Linked DNA regions of Homo sapiens: region 2 is linked to region 1. Evidence: read pairs that join two places in POLR2A ChIA-PET (ENCODE). Cell type or tissue: A673. All regions are shown on one strand. Each heading gives the region's core, and the rest is flanking DNA. Links, peaks and the distances in the headings are about the cores only.

The links. Peaks named below come from ENCODE experiments on the same cell type or tissue, not always from the same donor. Only the 100,000 strongest peaks of a DNase experiment are listed, where the experiment ranks them.
Region 2: POLR2A ChIA-PET joins it to region 1 with 11 read pairs; 3 of 35 experiments call an interaction of 5 or more read pairs at or near these places.

The regions. Positions count from the first base shown.
Region 1 is chrX:149,615,217-149,622,974 of GRCh38, forward strand. All of the region lies in intron 1 of TMEM185A (transmembrane protein 185A), which reads right to left. Among named protein-coding and RNA genes, the nearest start is that of TMEM185A, 13 kb to the right of the region's middle. In A673, for the core only: no CTCF peak of the experiment used is centred there; no DNase peak of the experiment used is centred there.
Region 2 is chrX:149,537,526-149,545,283 of GRCh38, forward strand. EOLA1 (endothelium and lymphocyte associated ASCH domain 1) reads left to right here and starts at 3,487. Exons shown (of 5, transcript NM_001171907.3): 1 at 3,487-3,818; 2 at 4,494-4,560. EOLA1-DT (EOLA1 divergent transcript) reads right to left here and starts at 2,227. Exons shown (of 10, transcript NR_027455.5): 1 at 2,176-2,227; 2 at 1,199-1,381; 3 at 590-647; 4 at 108-253. RefSeq lists silencers at 1,638-1,717, 2,468-2,777, 2,788-2,857, 2,890-3,080 and an enhancer at 3,828-4,037. In A673, for the core only: no CTCF peak of the experiment used is centred there; DNase peaks (open chromatin) are centred at 2,056, 2,166, 2,786 and 3,356; H3K4me3 peaks cover 1,468 bases; H3K27ac peaks cover 2,108 bases.

The sequences.
Region 1 (7,758 bases), core at 2,409-4,908:
AAAAAGAAAAATCATATGATCATCTCAATAGTTGTGTAAAAAGCATTTGACGTAATTTGCTACCCATTCAAGTTAAAAGCGTTAAACAAATTAGGAAAAGAAGAGCATCTATGAAAAACCTGCAGTTATAATGCTTAATGGTGAGAGACTCAATACTTTCCCCTTAAGACAGGAAACACAGCAAGTATGTCCACTTCAACACATCTATTCAACATTGTACTAAAGGTCCTAGCCACAACAATAAGATGATAAAAAGAAATTAAAAGAATATAGTTTTAAAAGAAAGAAGTAAACCTGTCATTATCTATAGGCAACATGATATTCCGTGTAGGAAATCCTAAGTAATCTAAAAAAAAGCTAGTAGATCTAGTAAGTGAATTTAACAAAATTGAAGGACACAAGGTAAATTTACAAAAATTATTGCATTTCTATATAGTAGCTATCACAAATTGGAAACAGAAATTTAAAAATATGTATCATTTACTGCAACTTTCCTATAAATTTATAACTATTCAAAAATTAAAAGTTTATGAAAAAATCCACCATTTACAATAGCATCACAAATATAAAACACTTAGGGATAAATGTAACAACATATATGCAAAACCTATATACTGAAACCTACAAAACACTGGTAGGACTGTGGGGAAGCTAATAAACAACAGAAATTTATTCCTCACAGTTCCAGAGGCTGGAAGTTGGAGATCAGGATGCCAGCATGGCTGGGTTCTGGCGAGGGCTGCCTTCTGGGTGGCAGATGGCAGACTTCTCAATACCCTTCACATGGTGAAAAGAGAGTGAGTTAGCTCTCTGGTCTCTTTTTATAAGGGCACTAGTTCCAACCATGAGGGTTCCACCCTCATAACCTAATCACCTCCCAAATGCCCCACCTCCAAATACCATCACACTGGGGACTAGAGTCAACTTGTGATTTTTAAAGGGACACATTCAGTTCATAACTGCCAAGAAAAATTAAAGATCTAAATAAATGGAGACATATACTGTGTTCATAGAACACTCAATACTGTTAAGATTTACATCCTCTGTGTATTAGTTTCCTATGGGTGCTGTAACAAACTACCACAAAATTGGTGACTTAAAATGGCACACATTTATTATCCTGAGGCCAGAGGTCCAAAAAGGGTTTCACTGGGCTAAAACCAAGATGTCAGCAGGACCTACTCCTTCTGGAGACTCTATGGGAGAATCTATTACTTGTTTTTTTCCAGTTTCCAGAGCTGTATTCCCTTGGCTCATGGCCCCTTTCTCTATCATCAAAACCAGCTGCATAAAATCTTCAAATCTCTGTCTCTGTTTCCACCACACTGCCTTCTCCTCTTAATATTATCTCCCTCTTTTAAGGGAACCTGTGATTGATTGCATTTATTGCCCCACTTGGATAACCCCATCATCTCAAGATCTTTAACAGGTTCCATGGAAGTGGGTATCTTTGTGGGTCATGATTTAGCCTACCACACACACCAAATTAACCAAATTATTTTAAAGAATCAATGCAATCCCAGCGAAAATTGGGAGCCAGCAGGTTCTTCTGTAGAAATTGACATACTGACTTTAAAAGTCATATGACAGTGCAAAGGACCTAGAATGGGCAAAACAATTCTGAAAAAGAACAAAGTTGGACAATTTATACTACATGCTTTCAAAGCTTACTATAAAGCTACAGTAATAAACACAATGTAGTACTGGCATAAGAATAGATATATAGAACGTACTAGAGAGTTGGAAAACAGACCCATACATATAGAGTCAGTTAATTTTCCACAAAGGTGCCAAAACAACTCAATGGAGAAATAATTATGTTTCAATAAATGGTGGTACAACTGGATAAATGAGGAAAGTACACCTTGACTCTTAACCTTATAACATATACAAAAATTTATGTGACATGGATCATAGACCTAAATGTCATACACAAAACTATAAAATGTCCAAAACACATATGAAAAAAAAATACTTGCAACCTACGGTTAGGCAAACATTTCTTAGATGGGATATGAAATTGGACTTCTCCAAAATGAAAAACTCTTACTCTCCAAAAGATACCTATCATTAACAAAATGACAGCCAAGCCACAAACTGGGAGACCATACTCTGAAAACACGTATCTGACAAAGTAACCTGTATCCAGTATATAAAAAGGACTTTTACAACTAAAAAAATAAGTGAACAACCCGATTTAAAATGGCCAAAAAATTCAGAGACATCCCATCAAAGAAGGCATACAAAAAGCAAATAAGCACACAAAAAATACTCAGTATTTTCAGATGTTAGGACAATGCAAACTAAAACGACAATGAGATAAGATTACACACACACTAGATCTCTTATATATGCTGGTGGGAATGCAAAATAGTACAGCCACTTTAGAAAACATTTTGGAAGTTTCTTATACAGTTAAGTGTATACTTATTCTATGGCCCAGCAATCCCACACCTAGGTATTTTACTCAAGAAAAAGGAAAACGTATGTCCACACAAAGGCCTGTATTCAAATATTCCAAGAAGCTTTATTCATAATTGCCACTGGTAACAACTCACACATCCATAAACTGGTGAATGGTTAACTGAATTTTGATATATCCGTTCAATGGAATACTAATCAGCAGTAAAAAGTAACAAACTATGGATGACAACAACAACATTGATGAATCTAAAATGCACTATAAGTAAAATAATTCAGATGGAAAACACAAGATAGTGTACAATGCTACTTATTTGACATTCTGGAAAGGGCAAAACTCTAGACACAGAAAAACAGATCAGTGCGGTTACAGATAAGGAACAGAAAGCTCAGATGTTAAATAACTTGTCTAAGAGCTCAGAGTTGGGAGTCAAACCATTTGACTCCAAAATCCTTCTAATTGAGTATTATACTATACCGGCTTTACACTGATAAATGAACATGTTTAGAAAAGCATCTGTATAAATATCTGCTGAGCAGCTAACAGGTCTCCACTCGGGAAGATTAAGGATAGTCTTTATACTCTTTTGCTTATGATATCTGAGTTTTCTGTAAGGTACGTGTACTGTTTTTGTACTATGAAAAATAACATAAGAAACTTCGATTGGAAAAAAGGGAGGAGGGTTGTAAGAAGACTGGACCTACAAAATTAAACTTGGAAGCAAGCCTCCCAGAGAGAAAACTACGCTGGGAAGATCATGAGATTCAGAGGGGTTGCTAAAAAAATATACATAGCATCATTGTGTCATGGTATTCTTACCCATAAAGTTAGGGCAATAATATGTACCTCATAAGGTGGCTACGAATATAAGATAATGAGTATAACAAGTGCTTTGTATAAAGCACTAAATCAGTGGCTCTCAAAGTTTTTAGTATCAAAAATTTTGACGTTTAACTCTTAAAAAGAACTCCTTTTCAGTTCTAACACTTACTGAGGATCCCAAAGAGCTCTGGTTGATATGGGTTATCCCTATTGGTATTTAATATTTACGATACAGTTGTTATTCAAAAAATATCTACTCTTCGAAGGTAATAATAAACACATTACATACTAACATAAATAACATTATTTAAAAACATTTCCAAAACCAACACAAATTTAGTGAGAGTAGCGACACTGTTTCTACAGTTTAGCAAAATTTTTAATGTATGATATCATAGAAGACACCTAGATTCTAATATCTATATTTACATTCATTCTGTTGCAATACATTGTTTTGGTTCAAGTATACAAAGAAAATCTGGCCTCACAGAGATCTGTAGTTAGAAAAGAACTATTTTAATAGCTCTTTCAGATAATGGTAGACGTTCTTCAACAGGACACTAAAACTCAACAAGTGGTAGTTTCTTAAAGGTTAACTATGATGTGGAATCTGAAATCGTATCAATGACCTTTTTGTACTCTGCTACACTGAAATCCACTGGTCTCTCTTATACTTTCAATGAATCTTTTATCCCAGCATTATTGTATAATGCAATGTAGGTCGACTGGAAAATATTGGTTTACTGAGTTATAAAGATCTTTCAAATGTTGACACATTTCATATACAATAGCAAAAAAAATCACATTACTTACTATCTTCACCAACTTCATCAGAAATATTTTAATTACTGGGAGGTTGTCAAGCTCATGGTAGCAGATACAACTTTTCAAAAATTCTGGTTTTCCCATGAAAGATCAAATTTTACCATTTACAAAAAATACCATGAGTTGTTTTCCTTGAAGTTTTGCTTCCTGCACTTTCTTTTTTTGTGTGTGTGATAGAAGCATCTTTTATTATAGTATTTTTGTCTTTTTTTTTCTTTTTTTTATTATTATTATACTTTAAGATTTAGGGTACATGTGCACAATGTGCAGGTTAGTTACATATGTATACATGTGCCATGCTGGTGTGCTGCACCCATTAACTCGTCACTTAGCATTAGGTATATCTCCTAATGCTATCCCTCCCCCCAACCCCCACCCCACAACAGTCCCCAGAGTGTGATGTTCCCCTTCCTGTGTCCATGTGTTCTCATTGTTCAATTCCCATCTATGAGTGAGAACATGTGGTGTTTGGTTTTTTGTCCTTGCAATAGTTTACTGAGAATGATGATTTCCAATTTCACCCATGTCCCTACAAAGGACATGAACTCATCATTTTTTATGGCTGTATAGTATTCCATGGTGTATATGTGCCACATTTTCTTGATCCAGTCTATCATTGTTGGACATTTGGGTTGGTTCCAAATCTTTGCTATTGTGAATAGTGCCAGTTAGAATGTCAATCATTAAAAAGTCAGGAAACAACAGGTGCTGGAGAGGATGTGGAGAAATAGGAACACTTTTACACTGTTGGTGGGACTGTAAACTAGTTCAACCGTTGTGGAAGTCAGTGTGGCGATTCCTCAGGGATCTAGAACTAGAAATACCATTTGACCCAGCCATCCCATTACTGGGTATATACCCAAAGGACTATAAATCATGCTGCTATAAAGACACATGCACACGTATGTTTATTGTGGCTTCCTGCATTTTCAAGAAAATGTCTGCCAAACACCATAACACAAATAACCACAGTCTTGTCTGTCAGTTGTCCTTCCAAATAAAAATGATACTCCATGAAAACAGCAGCTTGTAACTCAGGCACACACGTTTTTCCTTGAGTCAACCATTGCACTTCAGCATACAACAGGCCTTTATGCATTCTTCCCATTTCATCACATGGAATATTAAACTAGATGTGCATTCAGGGGTCAAGATTAAATGAGATTAATATTTTTCTGCTTTATCAAGGACATTCGTAAGTGAAGCTGGCATTTTTTTTTTAACTGCAAGTCCAGCACGTGGTGGTGAAGAATCCAGTGACAGAAGACTAGTGCAGCTGGTGCCACTGTCCTGATTTGTGCTCCAGCACCAGCTGTTTGATGCACTACTTTTGTACCACCAGTGCCAATGTCGACCAAGGCAAAGAATGTCTTAGTATTATAATTTTGACTTTGCAGATACCTGGAAAGGGTCTCAAGGCCCACTCCCAAGGTCTGTGGGAAACAGTCTGATAACCAGCGTACTCAATACACATTAGCTAATAATATTAATACTCGAAAACAAAAACAGGCTTTTATAAGCTGCTACAAAGAAAGAACATTTAAAGAAACCAAGATAAAAATGACTTCATCCCTTAGACTTTGGACAAGAAGAGAGCCTGTGTCAAGGTGATTCACAAGTTAATAGAAATGGAGTTATCACCACAATTACAGTACACAATTAGTAGAGGCAGAAGTTTTCTCTCTTAAAGCAGAGGGAAATATTCCAAAATCTAAAAAAATCAGAACCAATTTGTCAACTAAAGCCTGTGGCTACAAATATAATTACCAGAAACAATGGACTTGAAAACAGACTATTTAAAAAAGAAATTAGTGGATTCAAACATTAACAAATGCTAAGATAATGACGACACAGGATTCATATGTAAATTAGATAACATGTACAGGTAATTTTTATCCTAAAGGATTTTCAGACTATAAATAAAAAGTAAATTGGTGGGGGGGGGTGGTAAATGCTGTAAGCTAACTTCATTATCCTCTGTAAAACAGTTTCCTTATTTAATAAAAAAAGAGAGTAGTGGAACTAAAGAAAAGAGAAGTACCAAAATGTTTTAAATGTTGGAAAAGGGATTATTTTATGTGGTTTTTGACATAATTTAAAGGAAACTTAAAATTTTATGTCTATTACATGAAAAATAGAAAACAAGATAAACTTACAAAAGGACCCACAAAATATAATTCATGATTCAAATACTAGGGTTAGAAAAATATACATGAGCTGAATGTTCTCTTATTAATTTCCTATTGCTGCCATTCAAAACTGCCACAAACCTAGTGGTTTAAAAAGCATAAACCTAGTGGTTTAAAAGGCATAACCCTTACAATTCTGGAGGTCAGAGTCCAATATGGGTCTCGCTGGGCTAAACTTGAGGTGTCAGCAGGACTATGCTACTGAAGGCTCTAGGAGAGAATGTTTCTTTGCCTTTTCTAGCTCTAGAGGCTGCCACATTCCTTAGCTCATGGCCCCTTCCTCCATCTTCAAAGTCAACAATGGAGAATGCAGTTCTTCTCATACTGAATCACTCTGACCTCCTTTTCTGTCTCCCTCTTCTATATTTAAGGGCCCTGTAATTACATTGGGCTCAGCCAGAGAATCCAGAATAATCTATTTTAAGGTCAGCTGATGAGCAAACTTAATTCCATCTGCTACCTTAATTCCCCTTTGCCATGTAACAGAACATATTCCCTGGTTCCACGGATTAGGATGTGGACATACTTGGGGGCGTCATTATTCTGCCTACCACAGCTCTGTAAAAAGAAAGGTTGCTTCCTAGATTAAGAAAGTAAACCTGTTACATTCAAGAGTTACGCTTGGAACCAAAGTCAAAAGTCGAACCAACTATCAGAAATCAGATGACAGAGGTTTAGCACGCCTGGATGAAGACAAGAGCAACAATTTACTATCTTTAAAATTAGATAAATTAGATTTCAAAGCCGAAAGTATTAAAATGCTAAAAGGACTAATAAGGAAAACCTAAATAACAAAAACCTAACATGACCATGGAATATGGAAATAATTTTACAATTTTTCTTTTTTAAGGATACACAGAAATATTTTAATTGTGGGCTTCCTCATGCTACTCTTAAATCATGACAGATAAAACAGACAAAGTTCCTAAGGAAAATACGGAAATGAACACAAGAGTAGATTTAAAAAACAGCAAGGTTATATGAAGAGAATTAAGTAGCAGAACGAGAAAATTTAAAAAACAGCAAGCTTATATGAAGATAATTACGTAGCAGAACAAGAAAACATACTTGCTTTACATATATATAGTTTTTCCAGGGAGAAAAAAAGGATCATGGGGCAGCAATACACAATAAACACACATCTAATTTACAATTGTTAAAAATATTTGAGTGCCTGAAATGTGTGAGATACATAAAAAGGAGCAACAATGCGTTCGCTCAAGATGCTCAGACTAATAGGAACAGAGGGAGATGATGTATCAACAAGTAACTACATATGGTAAACTAGGGGACTTGGAAGATTAATTTCCCTGAGAGAGATGGGAAGAGAAGTGGAATCTGGGCAACAAGTTGGGAATAAGGAATTCCAGACAAAGGGAATAAGATGTTTTCCAATTTTTTAAAAATTATTTTTATTTATTATGGATACAAAACAGTTGTGCCTATTTATGGGGTACACGTGATACTGTGATGCAAGCATACAATGTGTAATGATCAAAT
Region 2 (7,758 bases), core at 1,841-4,340, 78 kb before region 1:
ATGAAAATCAAGACTCAGGTGCATTCTGGTCCCTTTCTCAGGGTTAGCCGAACACCACCCGCATCCCTGCCTGGCCTGTTGATGCCATTCTTCCTAGGCCCACTCACCGCTGCAGCTGCTTTACTTGCACTTCCTCTCCTCATCCGACCACAGATCAGACCTCTGCTTCTCGCTGCCGCCCAGGGAGAGTGTGCACCTACGTGCACATTGCACCCCACTGCCCAGCACACCCAGGAGTGAGAGTGAGGAGCAGCTGAGAGAGTTGGAAAAGGGAGCCCTTATGTGGCCACCAAGGGCTTCCCTGCTAGCAGCCACACGGTGGCTATCCAGCTCATTATGCGAGTTCTAGTTCTTCAAACAAGAGGCCACGGGAGGAGCAACGGCCACCCACCATCCCGGGGATCCTCATTCATGATTTGAAACCACTCTAAGCAGGTTCTGGGGTGTTCGGCAGAAGCTGGCAACCATTCTTGTGGGGAAGGAACCCAGGAGGGGATGCTAGCATGCATAGGAATTGGAACTGGTGATCTGAAGGTCCCCTGCAGCCCTACGGCCTACATCCCATAAAGAGGGACCCTCTCCTCCTCACCTCATCTCCAGCATTCCTGCTTCCTCGAGCTTCTCCAGGGAGAAGTAGGCGCATCTCACTAGAAAAAACAAGAAAGCAGCCCTTTGCTCATTCAACACTTACTAAGCAGATACTGTGCCCTGGGCACCCAGTTTCAGAAATGAGTAAAACACCGGCCTTGCCTTCAAGGAACTCAAGAGACCCTGCGGCAGCCACAAGTCTTACAGAGCAATTACCACCCTGGGTTGCAAGAGCCTAACGTGGGGTGGGGACGGGGGAGGTACAAAATGCTATCAGAGCTGGAGACGAAAGTCTCTAATACTCGGAGTGGGGCTGTGAAGGTGACTTTAAAGTTGTGCCTTGAAGGAGGCCAGGAGCGCACCAGGACAAGGCCATGGGAACCGCCGGTGCAAAGCAGGGAGACCTGGAACAGCAGGCTGGTGGGGACCAGTGACTGAACAGCACAGCGTGAACCCAAAGAGTGTTTGGCTTAAGGGTGGGGAGAGCTGAGCCGACTCCCTGAACTGCTAGGACTTAAACCTGAGAAGGCCCAGCAGCGTTTTCACTAGAGGATTGCTGGGGACAGATTTGTGACTTAGAAACTGAGCCGATGGAATGTGGACGACAGACCTGAGGGAAGAAAGACAGAGGACTCCAGGTTGCTCAGGAGGCTCATGGAACAGTGCAGGCTCCAGACCACGAGGCCTGAATTCTGGAAGTAGCAGCGGGGATGCAGGACGAGGAGCCGTTTTGTCTCATCAGGCACTCCAGAGGCAGGGACCCAGAACTTGGTTATGAAGTCAATGCGGGAGACTAGATAAGGGGAGGGACAGAGGAGTAAAGCATGGCAGCACTACAGAACCTGAGCCCGTGACTGAGAGAAGAGAGTTTGAAAAGCAAGTTTGCCAGGGAAGTTGGGCTGTGTGCTGGGCGACTTAGGTCGGAGGAGGCAAGACATTAAGAGTGGGGATGTTTCTCATCACCTGCAAAAGAGACGTTAAAGAGACGGTTCCTCCGGACCCCACTGGCAGGCACTGACAGAGCGGCTAGGACACAGGAGAGCAGGCCTGGGGGGCTCAGCCCTGCAAGACTCAGCCTAGAGCTGCATAGACCCCAGTCAAGTGTTCCCGCCCTTCTTGCTGCTTCCGTGCCCTATGGGGGTAGACACTGGAGGTGCAGTTAGGTCGCTGCGGGCAAGTTTTGACTCTTGCCTAAGGGTGCATCACAGAAGGGCCTCAGCTCCCTCCCCCAGCTCCACCCACAGCTCCACCCCCAGTTCGGCTCTGCTTCATTTCACCAGCATCTCCACCCCCAGCTCCTCCTCCGGCAGCTCCGCCCCAGCTGTTCCGCCCCCAGCTCTTCCTCCTCCCAGCACTTAACCAGTTCCACCCACAGCTCTTTCCCACAACTACGCCCTCCTCTTGCAGGCGGCTCCTCCAGAAGCTCTAACCCAGTTCCTGCTGCAGCCCCACCCTGCTCACCCTGCATCTCCAGTCCCAGCTCCGCCTCCTCTAGCCCCGTCCCGCTTCTCCTACCCCTCTGCCCACCCCAGCACCTTTCAGCTCTTTCCTCCAGCTCTGCACTAGCTCCTCCCCCACCATTCTCACCCGCCAGCCTTACTCCAGCTTGGCTCCCCCTTCTCCAGCAATTTCCCGCAGCCCCGCCCCATCTGCTCCCACACCTCTTTGCCACAGCCCCGCCCTGCTCCTCCTCCAGGAACGCCCGGCTTTCCCTCAGCTCCACGCTGCAGCTGAGCTGTGCACCAGGCCCTCCCACAGAGCTTTCTCGTGATTCCACCCTACACCTCCCCAAGCCCCCGCTCCCCTAAGCTGGTTCTCAGGAGTCCGAGGGGTCCTCCCGCAGCTGCTCCTCGCTCAGTTCTCCCATTGCCCCGCCCTGCTCTTCGCGGGGCTGCTTCCAAAGCCCCGACCTCAGCCAGCAGTTTCTCTCAGCCCCGCCCCTCCCTGCCCCGCCCCTCCCCTCCCTGCCCCGCCCCGCTTCTCCCGCGGCTGCTCCCAAAGCCCCGCCCTCGGCCCCCTCCCCAGCAGTTTCTCTCAGCCCCGCCCCACCCCGAGCCCCGCCCGCAGCCCCGACCTGCTTCTCCTGTGGCTGCCTCCAAAGCCCCGCCCCCAAACCTTCCCCAGCATTCTCAGCCCCCCCAGAGCCCCGCCTCTCCCAGCCCCGCCCTACTTCTCACGCAGCTGCTTTAAAAACCCCGCCCCCAGCCCCTCCCAGTGATTTCTTTCTCCCCCTCCCTCCTTCTCTCAGCGGACACCTGCCTCCCCCTGCTGATTCTCAAGAGTCCGCGAGCTCTTCCTGCAGCTTCTCCTCGCTCAGCTCTCCCACGGCCCTGCCCACAATGGTTTCTCTCAGCCCCGCCCGGCCCTGCCCCACACCCCGCCTCTTATCTCAGCCCCGCCCTCAACCCAGCCCCCAATTGTTTCTGTCAGTCCCGCTCGGCCCCTCCCCCAGCTCCGCCCTCCTCCTCTCAGCCCCGCCTCCACCCCCTCCCCAGCGGTTTCTCCCAGCTCCTCCCTGCTGGTATAGCAGCTCTGGGCCCAAAACTCCTGCCTGGTGTCCTCGTCCCACCCTTCCACTTACTCTTCCTCCCTCCCGTTCCTTTTCCTCCTTCCGGTTCTTCGTCGAGGCTGCCGGTCTCGAGGTCCCCTGGCCTTGGCCTGGTTGGCTGGCGCGCATCAGGGCCAGGTAAAGAGAATAGCGTCTCCTAGCAGCCAGGGCGTGCGTACGTGCGTGATGTCGTCAGTGCGTGTCTTCGAGAATGCGAGATTCATAATGTTTGCTGTCTATATGCATGGCTGAGTACGTGCCTCCCGCGTACGTGCGTGGTGTGCATACATGCGTGATTGCGCGCCCACGTACGTTCTTCGTGAAAGGGATGACGGGAGCTGTATGAAAGCGGAAGAGTTATAGACCGCTAACACCTGTCACTGGCCACTGGTTTCCCGGAGTTAGCGGCAACGACCTTGCAGCCTGGACACTAGCCAGGCGCTCCCTCTTCTCACAGCGGCCCACGTCTCCTTGCTTGGGAGCCCATCGTCCTGGCTCCGGTGGCCTCGCTGGGTCTCGGGGAAGCAGAGGACTGTTCATTCCTGTGGCGAAAAGCCGGAGTCGGCCCTAGACACCCACGACTCGCAGGGTCCATGGTTCCGGAGGCCGTGAGACCTGCCGGGGCTGACAGGTGCCAGGGCCCATGCTGCGGGAGCCTGTGTGCTCAGCCTTCTTGCGGACGGTACCTGAGGGCTGGGGTTTCCCTGGATGTGGGGCTGGGAACTCGTGCGGGGCGCGACCGAGGCGCCTTTTCCTGTCCCCTGCTGTCGGCAGGGTCTCGGCTCCGCTCCTTCTAAGCGCGTGTACCCGCGACGTGCGTCTGCGAGTAGAAAGCCCGTGTACTGCTCCACACACAGCGGCCCCACCTCAGTCCGGTCTTCCCTGCCTCCCGTTGGCCCTTCTGCTGTGAGCTCGCCTGGACCTGAGGCCGGGCGGTGCACAGCTCTGTGGCCTGTGGCGCCGTGCTCAGCGTGACCTACCCAGAATTAAGCTGAGGACAATGGGATTTAGAGTCCCAAACACTCGCCCCGTGACAATGGGAGGGGAAGTGTCATTTTTCTCCCTTCGAATGGAGCATGCTTGGCTGCAAGAATGCTGCTCAACATGGTGAAATGATTTTCTGCCCTGCGGGCTGGTGCACCCTGTGGTCCTTGACCCAGACAGGTGCGGAGGGTCCCACTGCTGTGATTAGCAGAACCAAACTGTGATGTGCACATGTGTGTTACTGATAAGACCAGGCCTCCCAGCTCTTCTTGGTTTCCAATGCCTGCTAAGTACATGACCTTCTTAGGGCCATTAACCAGCTTTGCTGTCTTGCACTTAATGACCTTTCCTCTTTATCTTCCTTGTTGTGCAGGTAAAGAAGCTAAGTGGAAGAGTGTTTCCTCCTCTGGCCGTAAAGCAGGTACTCTCTGCAGCACCAGGTAGGAGGGGACTCAACCCCCTTCTTGCCTTTTCAGTTACATCAGTTCCTACTAGGGATTCCACATACACACAGTTGGCGTCTGTTGTGATTTTGTGGTGATGACGAGAAAAGGGTTGGCTAAGAAACTGGGCGGCAGAAAAGAGGCAAACATTCACTGTAGCCATTTATCCCGATGGAAGTGGCCAGGCCCTGTGGGGGACATTCAGCCTCCATCAGAAGTAATCCAGAACCAAGGAACCTGGTTATCTTTGGTCACTCATCAGAAGAATAATCATGCTCAGGGGCCACAAGTGTGTGAGGAAATGGCACCATGGATGGGTTGGTGGAGGGTACACGGGTGAGTCTTTGTGGAAAGTCATTTGCTGGCAGATATCAGCATCTTAGATGGGCGTGCCAGGCGGCCGAGGCATTTCCTTCAGCATGTCTTCACACAGCGAGTGTTAGAGGTAATGTCATTTCTAGTGGCAAAAGTGGGAAGCAACTTGTAACTCTCCATCAGTGGAGGAATGGTCAGGCAAATTATGAGACGACCAACAATGGGATATCACCCAGGCAGTGAAAAACAAGGTAGATGAAGATTGTCAGGTGGAAAGAATGGGCTTGATGTGCTGTCAAATGGCAAACTCGTGCCCTAGCCTGTGCAGATGTGTTGGGAACAGCAGTTTGCCAAGATGGCTGAAACAAAGGACCATAAAAGGGCTGGCTTAAAGAACAGACAATCATTGTCTCGCAGTTCTGGAGGATGGAAGTCTGAAATCAAAGTGGTGGCCAGGTTCGTTTGTTCTGTGGGCTGTGAAAGACAATCTGGTCTGTCCCTTTCTCTTAGCTGCAGGCGGCTGGCCGGCAATCTTTGGCACTCATTAGCTTGTAGAAGCATCTCCCTTATCTCTGCGTTTATCTTCTCATGGTGTTCTCCCTGTGTGCGTGACTGTCTCTCAAATCCCCCTTTTCATAAGGACGCCAGCCACATTGGATGCGGGTCCGCCCTGATGGCTTCAGTCTCACTTGATTGCCTCTGTAATGACTCTGTTTTTATATATAAGGCCACATTTTGAGGTGCTGGGGTTTAGGACTTCAACATACGCATTTTAAGAGGACACAATGCAACCCATCACAACTGACAAAGGCTCTGAGGTAGAAACAAGCTTGGCATGTTCCCTCAGGGGATGGAAGGCCTGTGTGGCTTCAGGGTGGTGAATAAAGGGGAGAGGAGAGGACGTGGCTGGGGTGGGAAACCAGATCAGGAGGGACCTTGAGTGCCCTGAGAGGAAGTGTGGATTCTGTGCTAGTTGGGGCAGGGAGCCCTTGAAAAGTTTCAGTAGAGGAGTGACATAATCTCATTGTCCCTGTACCAAGATCATTCCGATGGCAGTGTGGTCACAAGAGTGCAGAGGACAAGTGCTGGGGGGGGGTGGGGGTGCTATCAGGAGACTTCTTCAGAAGGCAGGGGGTTTTAGGGGATTGGATTGGGATTGTGGCCATAGAGATTATGGAAAGGGATCAGATTCAATGTCGGTTTTGGACACAGTGCCACGGGATGTGGGCCGCAGATGTGGGAAAGAAAGGCAGGGCAGAGAGCAGCTAGGTCTGGGGCAGGAACGCTGTAGCTGGTGATGCCACTCACAGAGGTGGAAGGGAGGTGGACTTGGTGGTGATGGTTGGGGTCCTGAGTATGTACGGGCCTGTCCACCTAAGGCTGAGTCTGAAGGGGGGTGGCCTGCACCACGGGATTCAGAGCAGGACGGTGAGCAACGTGGGGGTCCCAGAAGGAGGGAAGGAGTGTGCCCAGCCATGCTGGGGCTGCTGAGCATGGACTAAGATGAAGACAGGACTGGCATGAGGCCGGCCATGGGTGCTTGTGGGGATAGGTCAGTCAGTGGAGTGGGTGGTGGGGGGGGTGGGGAATAAAGGGAGAAAGGTGGGGGTGGGGGCAGAAGGTTCAGAGAGGAAGTAGAGACTGCGCATGTAGACAGCTCTTCTGAGGTCTCGGCTGTTCAGGGTTGTAGAGAAGGGAGGCAGAGTGGGAGGCGCGCGTGTGCTCAGAGTAGGGATGCTGAGCGAGCATAGATGGTGGCTGGTGGCACCCAGGGCCCGGAGTGAGCCAGAGGAGCAGGGTCCAGAGCACAGCAGGCAACCGGCTCAGCTGAGGCAGCTCACCCCAGAGGCGGGAGAAAAGCAGGAGATCTGGAGCTCAGAAGGCTGCAGTGCAGACTGGGAAAGGAGTGAATACCAGGCAGCTTTGGCCCTATCAGGGCTTTGTCTCATGAGGGTGGGTATATTTTCTTAAAATCATAGAGCGTACTAGAGGTTGCGTTTATGTGTTGAAAGGAAGGACAGAGAGAGGAGTAGGGGCAGCTCAAGGGTGGAGTTCAGGGCCGGGGGCGGGGCCACGGGCCTGAGGGGTGAGGGCAGCCACTATTTCTGACTGTTCTATTAGGTGCCACGTACTGGGCTGGGTGCTCTTGGTGCCTTATCTCCCTTCCTCACAGCCATGTGGAAACTGAGGCATCTCAAGAGTCTATGACTGGGCTGAGGTTCTGGTTTCGAGCCCAGGGTTCCTTCCAAGGCACAGGGCCGTCCTCCATGCAAGAGGAGGGGACCCTCTCCCAAGCCAGACACGCAGGAGGCTGGGCAAGAGTTGTGGGAAGTCAGAGCCCGTGTGACTGTGGGCTGGTGCCTCATTCTCCTCAGCCATAGAGTGGGCCTCACAGTACCACTGACCCTGCTGGGTTACTTGAAGATTCAATTTGATGATCCGAGGATCATGCCATCCCAGAGGCTGGCACGTGGAAGGCATGTGTGTGGGGTTGCTAGTTGTTCTGATTATCATTCTTCTTTTCTCAGCTCAGATTGGGACAGGGGCATCTGCTGACAGTGGAGAGCAGTGGTAGGGGAAGGGGCTTGAGGAAGGTGGCACCCAGAGGGGTGGAGAGGAGATGTCTGACTGAGGGCCATCTGAGGTCACGGTGCATCCTGAGGACAGAGCTGAGATTGGATATCAACGATGTGGGCTCAGCAGCCCTGGAGTAGGAGCTGGGAAGGTCAGTGCCTTGGTGGCGGCAGGGCCAGGGCACTGAGAGTATTGGCAGGGCACAGCAGGGGAAAGGGAAGAGAAGCAGAGGGTGGGACTCTCCCTCTGTGCTGGAAGAGGGCTAACACCAGCCCGGACTCTCCACTCTGGCTAGGCCAAGGGGGC